Linked DNA regions of Homo sapiens: region 1 is linked to region 2. The links are chromatin loops, found by intact Hi-C in ENCODE. Cell type or tissue: B cell. All regions are shown on one strand.

The links. A loop is a pair of places that touch in the nucleus more often than their neighbours do. Peaks named below come from ENCODE experiments on the same cell type or tissue, not always from the same donor. Only the 100,000 strongest peaks of a DNase experiment are listed, where the experiment ranks them.
Region 1: it touches region 2 in a loop (9-fold over the local background); 1 of 110 quality-filtered maps calls a loop at or near these places.

What each region holds. Positions count from the first base shown.
Region 1 is chr16:88,003,344-88,008,343 of GRCh38, reverse strand. It overlaps BANP (BTG3 associated nuclear protein), which reads right to left. Exons shown (of 14, transcript NM_001386991.1): 5 at 3,933-4,049; 6 at 2,079-2,254. Among named protein-coding and RNA genes, the nearest start is that of BANP, 54 kb to the right of the region's middle. RefSeq lists enhancers at 1,704-2,247, 2,248-2,793. In B cell, a CTCF peak has its summit at 3,014 (motif pointing right); a DNase peak (open chromatin) is centred at 2,933; H3K27ac peaks cover 883 bases.
Region 2 is chr16:88,066,750-88,071,749 of GRCh38, reverse strand. The region is part of intron 12 of BANP (BTG3 associated nuclear protein); the gene reads right to left. Among named protein-coding and RNA genes, the nearest start is that of BANP, 120 kb to the right of the region's middle. RefSeq lists enhancers at 1,712-1,861, 1,962-2,021. In B cell, no CTCF peak of the experiment used is centred here; DNase peaks (open chromatin) are centred at 2,139, 3,053 and 3,419; H3K4me3 peaks cover 1,741 bases; H3K27ac peaks cover 2,513 bases.

The sequences.
Region 1 (5,000 bases), 63 kb after region 2:
GTGAAAAACTCCATTGCCCTGATCCTGCAATTAATACATACACAAAAACCTGCACCTCAACGTTCACAGCAGCATTCCTGACAACAGCCAAAAAGTGCAAACCACCCAGATGCCCATCAACTGATGATGGATCAACAGAATGAGGGCCATCCATACCTCGGCACATCACGCAGCCATGAAAAGGAACAAAGCACTGGGCAAAAGCTACAATGTGGGTGATGCCACAGGATTCCATTTAGAGTCAAGGTCCACAACAGGCACATCCACGAGGACGGAGATGAGCTGGGTGCCGGGGCTGGAGGCTGGGAGAATGGAAAGTGACTGTTGATGGGCACAGGGCTTCTTCTGGGGGTAATAAAAAATATTCTAGAATTAGTCCGAAGTGATGACTGTACAACCTTGAGAATATACTAAAAACAACTGAGACGTATGCTTTAAAACAGTCAATTTTATGGTATATAAATTAGATCTCAACTTGGAAAAAAAAAAAAGATCAACTCAACGTCTCTTTCTCTCTTCCCTCCATTCTGCCATCTGAATCCTAGCAATTTGTATTAGAGGTAAAAGCAATTTTTGTGGAAGACATTGTTTTCAATGTTTCAGATACGGTAATGAGTCTTCCTAACAGGAAAGCCTTTGTTCACTAGACAAAGCAACATCGAGTTGCTAGGAAAAATCAACAACTCAGACGCAGATGCAGAAAAACTGAGTTCTTCCTAGTAAGCAAGGAAAACACATGCTTTACAACTCCACGCACAAAGCTAAGTCTGTTTGGTTCTTTCTTTTCTCCACGCTGTAGTCACTGACAGTCATCTGGTCACTTACGGTGACAGGATGAAGGGCACACAGAGGCTCTCAGGGGAAGACGGCTCTGAAAGGCACACTGGGCAGGCCGAGGGCCAGGCGGGAGGGCACCTCAGAGCCCTGCAGGAGAGAGGCCCCCGCTAGGAGTCCAAGTAGGACAAACAGCTTCACATCCTTCCAGATCTCGGGGGAAATGGGCAATGCATCCTGTGCCATGGAACCCGTGGAAGCTGCGTCCTCTAGCCCAGCAACCTGCCTCTGAGAGCCCACGTCCAGACACTGATCCAAGAGACATGAAAACACAGCAGGCCAATGCTAGTTTCAATAACGAAAGGTTAGAGGGGGCCATCCCTGGAAAGCATCCAGACCTGATGAAATAAGCAAAACTGGCTAAAAATGACTCTGTCCATCTGCACTAACGTGGAAAGATTTCTACTGTGTAGGGGAAAGAAGTGAGTTATAAAATCATAAAATGTGCACCAAAAAACCCCAAAAGGTTTAGAGATCTCAGAATGGTGGGATCACAGTTATTTTCCCTTTAATCTTCATGTTTATACTGTATCACTATCTTTTTTTTTTTTTTTTTTTTTTTGAGACAGAGTCTCTGACGCCCAGGCTAGAGTACAGTGGTGCGATCTCAGCTCACTGCAACCTCTGCCACCCAGGTTCAAGCAATTCTCCCGCCTCAGCCTCCCAAGTAGCTGGGATTACAGGCACCTGTCACCGTGCCCAACTAATTTTTGTAGTTTTAGTAGAGATGGGGTTTCACCATTTTGGCCAGGCTGGTCTTGAACTCCTGACCTCATGATCCACCCGCCTCAGCCTCCCAAAGTGCTGGAATTACAGGTGTGAGCCACTGAGCCTGTCCTATACTGTATCACTTTTTTTTTTTTTTTGAGATGGAGTTTCCTCTATTGCCCAGGCTGGATGCAATGGCATGATCTCGGTTCACCGCAACCTCCACCTCCCAGGCTCAAGCGATTCTCCTGCCTCAGCCTCCCGAGTAGCTGGGATTACAGGCACCTGCCACCACACCCGGCTAATTTTGTATTTTCAGTAGAGACAGGGTTTCTCCATGTTGGCCAGGCTGGTCTCGAACTCCCGACTTCAGGTGATCCGCCCGCCTCAGCCTCCCAAAGTGCTGGGATTACAGGCGTGAGCCACCGCGCCTGGCCACTGTATCACTTCTTTAAAAAACAACAAAATTTCTAAAAGGCAAAACAAACAAACAATTGTACTGGCGCTCTGGCCGAGGAAAGCCGCCCTGGACGCACCTTCCGAGTTCAGGGTGATGAGCGTGACGTTGCTCCCGATGCTCTGACTGCCCGCCTGCCCACAGCTGGACACAGAGTCGCTGGCCTCCGAGCCGCTCTCCCCGTCCTCGTGGTGGCTGTCTTCTTGGCCCGGCACCTTCACCACAATGGTGTTCTGCCGACGCCCAGGCACAGCGCTAAACGGGAAAAAAAACACACCAGCCCGATGTGGTAAGAGCCGCAAGCAGCACGCGAAGGTCAGCGCTTTCCTTATCGCAAAATCTAACTCTGTGTGGACCAGTGGATCACACAGCCTTCCCATACTGCTCTCTCTACCAAGATTAATAGAAACTCCATGGGAGAAAATGGCCTGGGGCTGAAAGAAACTGTATAAAATAAAACTTAACCATTTAAAGAAAATGTTTGTATCACAAAAGGAGTAAAATCATACTCACTGGGACTCAGGCCTAGCATGCTGCCTTCTGAGTTCAGTAGTCATCCCATAAAATGCTGGTAAGAGTCTTTTTTCCGGCGAGGTTAAAGGGAAGACTAAATGAGGAAAACTGTGCCCAGAGGCCTGGGTCAATTCGATCCACGCTGCTGGGCTCGCTGGAGATGGCTCCCCCTCGCAATGCGAGCAGCACTCCCACGTACGCCCACGGGCAAAAAACCCTGACGGGGCTTAAAAAACCCACTGAGATCCCATCGGAGCTGCCATCATCCCAAGGGCTGCTGATGTGGAAGGACAGAACACTGCTAGCAAAGCAGGGCGAGGCCACCTCCACAAGTGCTCAAAAAAAAGGATGATTTAGAGACTTACTACTTCCCTTTTTTAGTGACCCTTTCAACATCCTCTACCGTGGACTGCTACGCACCAGCAGGAGAAAGGAGCACAATTTCTCTATATGCAAAGTCAAAAAAAAGGGTGTTGAAAACACTGGCCGCACCCAGAGGAGGGCGCTGCACTCTGCACTTTCTGGCCTGGATTCTCTAGAGCGCTGTCCACGCTGAACCTGATCTCAACACTGGCCATCTGCCTGGCTGACCTCAGTGCAAAGCCCCTGAGGCACAGCTGACCCTGGCACCTCCTCACCGCCCATCACCAACTCCTCTCCCTTCACCCCACGTATCAGACCCTTGCGACCACAGCTGCGGCCCTGGAGAACTGAGCTAAGACAATACAGAAAGGGGACGAAGCTGGAGGAGGAGGAATCCACAAAGGAGACTGAGAGAAAAAGCAAATAGAACTTTGTGAAGACACAGATGGGAAAGAAAAAGCAACAGCATCCTCAGGGGTTCACGCAGCCCCAGGGGCACTCCTGGGGACAGCAGGGCTTGGATGCCAGCCAGAGGCCACTGCACAGCCTTCCCCTCACACAGAGCGGGGACGGTGTCTTCTGTCCACTCCCACCTCTGACCAAAGTTCCATTCAAAATGTCTCAAGAGAAAAAGGTATAAGAAAAAAGTCATAAACTCAACATGCCTGCACCACTTAGCAACCGTGGGAGAGGGCGTCTGTTTGCCTGACACGCTCTGCACAGACAGACGTGAGGACCACTGAGCTAGGTGGGAGGATGAACGCTTTCACAGACTGCTGTGAGGAGACAGAGCCAGCCCCCTCCACAACCCCGGCCAGCACGAGACACAGAAGTCCCCGGCGGCAGCTGCCCCTGGTGTGGCTGGACTCAGCATTCAGCATCGCCCAGCCTGCCCTCCCCGACCTCAGAGAGCTGGGGCGGTGCCTGCCAGGCTCAACCCTGTGACCACAGAGATGAAGCGTGTGCTGGACTGTGCCCTGGCTTAGGGACGTTGACTTATTCTCATGGGACTCCGCACAGTGGCAGGGAAAGGTGGGGTTGGTGCCGTGCTACTGACTTGCTAATGACATTTTCCAGGGAATCCGGTGCCCTGTTGCTCAAGGGGTCTTCCATCTTGGCTACAATGGCGTTCTGCCGATCATTGTTGAGTATTACTGTAGTCTGGGGGACGACGCTAGGGAACAAAAGAATCACAAAGAAAAAGAAGGCCTTAAAACAACAACATTCATGGTAAGAGCACATAAGAGTCATTCAACACAGTCCACTCCCAGGGACCCGCACTGAGGGGGAGGCCTAAGAGTCATTCAACATAGTCCACTCCCAGGGACCCGTCCTGAGGGGGAAGGAGCCCCAAATGCTAAGGAAGAATAAACTGGAGATGGGGTTTTTAGCAGAACGTAACTTTTCCTAATTGTTGGTGATCTGTCTGCACAACTGGATAGCACAGGACAGCTGGGCTGAGGATGCTGAACTTGTGACAGAATAGACTGCAACCGCACCAGCTGTTATCGCACCCAGTTAATAAAGCTTCTAGGGTGGCACACTTGCATGAGAACTGGCTTGACATTTTCAGTCACTCCATCCCAACTCATTCCTATGGGACAGATCTAACGTTCGTAACCACGTAAGTGTTGGTATCATTCCAAAACGGTAGCGCCCTGGAAAGAAAGGGGCAAACATCACGTTGGACTTGGGATGGAAGGACACACATGCTGCCTCCAGGTCCTGCAGGAACATGTGTGAGCTACAACCAAAGGGCTCAGGGTTCTGCTTTGAAGGAAAAGATTCTACAAAAGAACAGACCATGGCCCAGAAACCAGCAAGCCTGGCGCCACCCTGGAGGAAGCACGAGTGTGTTCAGACAGGCGGCAGCTAACACAGCTTCATCTCAAAGTACAGACTCACCCACAGTTTTCAATCATGCGTTTTTAAGCCTTAGCACTTTCTGGTCACAAGGGATATCTAAGGTCCGCTTTGTTGTGGAAGGCTGGGGAGAGAAAGAACTAGCACTAGAAACACAACGTGATTATCACCTGACAATAAAACTCCATTCTTGGATTTCACTCTCCAAAAACCAACCTGGGAAGCCTGCCTTTCTGTGATCTGCACATAGGAAATTCTAGCC
Region 2 (5,000 bases):
ATGCCACAGAGCCTCCTGGAAAATCCCAGTGGCAACCATGAAGAGCACAAGCGCTCCCAGAGTGCCACTGAGGCCTAAAATCCAAGCCAGGACCGTGAGCGTGAGGCTGAGACCCAAACCCTCCCCATTCCCAAGGCAGAGTGACCTCAAGGGCTCAGGGAGAGCAAAGGAGCTGCTGGTGGGCACTGAGAACCCAGCAGAAGCTCGCAGGAAAGTGAGGCCCAGTTCCAAGATGGGCGGAAGTGAGTCCTGGTGGCAGAGAGCCCCGCTGGCCCTCCCGACCTTGTACCGCCTCCCAGAGTATGGAATGAGAATGGGGGACAGGCGAGGCCCCTGGGTGGGCTCTGGTGACCCCATCGCCTGTAAGCACCCAGGCCCACTTCCCACTCAATCCACTGGGCGCTCCAACATCCAGGCAGGCAGCTCCGGTGTCAAGACGGCCCAGGCAGGCGGGTGGGCAGCCCCAGCCCTGAGGGCACTTGACATGAGCCACGGGGTCTTCACTTGGGGTTGCACCCCACTACGGGAGGGCCAGGAGATGCATCCCACACCTCCACACAGAACCGCACTCTGTGCACTGAGAGTCTCACCGGTGGCCCTGGGAAGAGGAGCAGCCCGTCGCAGGGTGCCCCACCCCACGGAGCCTGGCCGCAGCATCCCCTCCGTGGGACCTGCCCTGGACAACAGCAGCACTGCACAGAGCAAACTTGGCCCCCGCAAACACACTGCAGAGACAGCGCCGGACCAGGGCTTTCACCTGCAAGTGCTTTTAAAGACTAGACTTCACCTACATGTGCTTTTAAAAATAGTTATGTTTCTAAGCAAAGTTCACCTGCAATGCTAGAAGACAAGCCTTTTAAAGATACGAAGTATAATTCACTCTACATTGAGGTTAGCAAAGTACGGCGCCCAGAGCAAACCTGCTGGCTGCTTTTGTACAGCTGTGAACTGAGAATGGCTTTTAAATGATTTTTAATGACAGAAAAAAATGCAAAAAAATATTTTGTGCCACATGACAAATCTAGGAACCTCCATCTTCAGTGAGCATCTACAGGCCTGCAGGCCCCCCACGTGCTGGCCTGTCATGACCCAAGGGCCGTGGTGAGCAGCTGTGATGAGACCAGGTGTGCCCCCCAAAGCTGAAAACCCATCCCCCCTGGTCCTTTGCAGACAAGCCTGGCAACCCTGCCAGCCACGACTTGCGAGCACACCAGCCTCGGGGACCAGCCTCGGGCGAATAGCTGAGCCATCAGAATGAACCTAAGGAGCGGTCGACCTTCTGCCTCGGGATTTTGTTGTCTCAAACAGATGCTATACAAGAAGGAATATGGCCAGAGTCAGATGTTCTGCTGGACTCTGGGGTTTCTTTACCCGACGGCCCCTACTGCAGAGGCCCTCTGAGTCCAGGTGTCAGATGCCAGCCCGACATGGTCCCAGGGATTAATTCATTGTGCAGCTGGCCCTTGAACACCACAAGGGTTAGAGGCACTGAACCCTTGTGCAGCTGAAGTCATGTACAGCCTCTGACTCCCCAAAACTTTACTAATAGCCTGTTGACCAATGGCCCTACTGATAGTGGTCAATGAGCAGGTATTTTGTGTGCTGTGTGTACCATCACCTGTATTCCTCTAATAGAGTAAGCGAGGGAAAACGTGGTATTCAGAAAGGCACAGGCGAGAGGAAATATGGCTGCTATTCATGAAGCGGAAGTGGATCTTTATTAAGCGGAAGTGGATCGTCATCCTGGCCTTCGTCCTCACCGTCCGCATGCTGACTGGGGCTGGGGGGAAGAGGAGGAACAGGAGAGGCTGGCCTTGCTGTCTCAGGGCAGCAGAGGCAGAAGAGACAGAGGAGGTGGAAGAGGAGGCAGGCACACTCAGTATAATTTTTACTGAAAAAAAAAATGCACGTATAAGTGGATCCTCATAGTTCAAACCTGTGTTGTTCAAGGGTCAACTGTAGTCTTTTCCAAGGAACAAACGTTCGTTTTTTGGTGACGGACAGAAGGAGCAGAGCGTTGTGAAGTGCGTGCATTGACATCAGAGTGCTGACAAAGGGGCTGCTGGCCCTGGGGTGCAGGTGCCATTTACAGATGAGGAACTGAGACCTGGGTGGGGTTAGGAGCAGTTTAGGGGCTGGGCTTCCATCACACAGCAGGTGGGGGCAGCGTCCATACAGGAAGCACCTGGGTCCCCGAGGCACTCTCCTGGGCCACCACCGTCCATAGCGGAGCAGCACGATTACCCTCCGGCTCCCTCCAGCCTGGGTTCTTCGAGAGGGAGCAGAGAGAGAAGGCGGGGACTCTGTGAGGGGAGGGCTCGGGCGTAGGCCTCTCAAAGTCCTTAGAAGATACAGCCTGTGGTTTTAAAGCAGAATTCTAGTTTTTGATGAGCAAATGCCTTATATTTTTTTAACAATGAATTTGTCAGTGGAAAAGAAAAAAGAAAAAGGCAGGTCAATGAGCTGAATGTCTGGCTGGCAAGAATTCCATCTTTTTGCTGACATGAAATAAACTCGGAGAGGAGTTGCTGCACCGAGGAGGAGGAGCTGCCGGCACAGCTGCCCCTTCCCATGATCTTTACAGGCCCCGAGGTCCCGCAGCGACAGCGCGCCATTCAGAACCCAGCCTGACGATGAGAACACTGAGGCTTCTGGACTGTTTCACGAGACGGGGCAAGCCCACTGGAGCGCCCTCCATCTGGGCCTGGGGCTGGAGCTGGGCTGGGTGCAGGGACAGGGGGCTGGGCTGGGCTGGGTGCAGGGGCAGGGGGCTGGGCTGGGTGCACGGACAGGGGCAGGAAAGAGAGAGCAAGTCCCTGTCAGCCGCAGAGACTCTGGCTCAGACCACAGGCTGGGGACGAGAGCGCCCAGGGAGGTGGAGCCCCTGCAGAGAGAACCTTCTTCCCAAGAAAGGAAGAGAGAGCAGACATTCCTGCCAATGTGCAAACCCACCAGTAACTTTTCAGTGATGCCTGGGAACAGACCGGGCAAGGCTGCACTTGGAAAGGGGGCTGGGGAGGAGTTCTGCACTCAGTTCCACCACGCGCCCAGGCAGTCACTCTGTCCTGGGTGGATCCGCAGCCACCCACGTTCCTGCCACAGACCCCGAGCTGGCGCCCACTGGAGGAGGCAGCCAGCACCCGCACCAGTGGGCTCTTCTGTGAGGCCCTGCACAAACTGCGTTTCCCACTCATCACAGCACAGGCACACTCCTGGCCCCGAGAAAGTTCCGGGAAAAATATCCTCAGGGGCTGTCCCAGAGGTGTCTCAGGGCTGTGAATAAAGCAAGCTGCCTGAACCAGCGTTTCTCAACTATTCCCACCAGGCCGAGGCCTTGAAAACTCCTGAACACCAGGCAATGGTCTGCGCGGTGCAGGGACTTGACTGGTAACTCCCAAGCGCCTGCCCACCTGCCTGCACTCCACGACAGCACAGGGACCCTGGCGCACGCCCAAGGTTCACGCCAACCAGGTGACCGCCAGGAAACCCAAGCCTGGGGCGAGCAGCAGAGGAGCACACGGTAAGCCCGCACCTCCTCCATCCCCAGCTCTCAGGAGCCCGTGCCACACAGCCGGAGCTCTGCAGGGGCCACAGGTGGGACGAGTGCACGACGCTTTCCACCTCGGGCACCTCTGTCGGACACCCAGCTCTGAACTACGTGTGAAAATGGAAACGAAGTGCGTGGCCACACGCAGAGCAGTGCCACTCCAAGCACCTCCTCATCACACACGTGGCGTGTCACGGACTGACGACACAAGGAGGCAGACAGTGGGGGGAGGGCGGGTCTGTTGGGGACGGAGGGGGCATTGACACAGTGGATGCTACGGGGAGGCCCCGTGCAACGTGTAACTGCGGGAAGGCAAGGCTCAGCCGGGAGCATCGTCAGGGTTCCCTCATCTCAGGGTGTAACCATGCAGGAACAATGGAGTGGGGAGATTGACAGGTTGAGTGGAGACCTGGGGTTTACCCTGGGGTGGAGCAGGGCGAGGTCAGTGAAAGGGTGGAGGACCAGGACTGGGGCAGCCGGCCGTCCAGGGCAGGGGTGGCCAGAGCATGGCAGGGTGAGCGCCGTGGGGTGCAGGGGGGGCTGGGCACTGGGGAGCGGCTCTGAATGGGAGTGGCAGCAGCTGACCCCCTTAGATTTGGAAATAGTGCCAAGGAAAAAAAAGGACTCTGAAACTCTGGCATAAAATACCCATAAAGTATCTCAAATCAGGTTTGAGCGGTGGCAGTGCAGCAGGTGAGGTGGGGCCGGCCTAGAGCCCCTCAGGACAAGCCCCTGGGTCCCGTCTCAGGGCGGGGGCACGCAGCAGGGTGCAGGGTCACAGCCTGGTTCCAGCTCGAGTCTCCTCCCTGAGGGAGGCCCCGGCGCAGATGTGGTGTAGGTGGGAACCATGCAGCATGGGGCATGGGGCGAGACACCTGGGTGACACTGGCTGGGGGCTGAGAGGCCAAACAACTGTGGCGCCCCACACCCAGCCCAGCGGCTCTGACCCCCTCAGCCCCATGAGACCAGCCACACAAGCCAGTCGGCCACTCCACTGGCACCAAAGCAAAGAACACACTGAGTGGCAGGCGGCACAGAGCTGCAAAGGGTCAAAGGTCAGCGGCTTCACCTTCCCCCACACACCTGGGCCCTAGGATCCCGCCACGTGCTGTGTGTCCAACACCAATTAATAAAAAAGAGAGCGAGTGTGCATTCCTATAACTGGGTTTCTAGGCGAGTTCAAAACAGTAATAAAATAATTTGCCTGGTACCTCCATCCAAAAATGTCTAGGCCGCTGTGGCAATGTGCCCCGGCCGATGGCTCTGACCTCTGCCTAGCAGAGTCACCCAGCCTCGCACAGCCACTGACAGCGCCACTGCCTCCCCTCTGCCCTGGGAGACCCTCAAGTCTCCCAAGGGAGCACGAGAGGGAGCGCCCGCACCGCTGGGAGCGGCGTTTTGAAGGCTGATGGCAAAGACACACACAGGCAATGTAGGCAAGGTTTGGCACCTT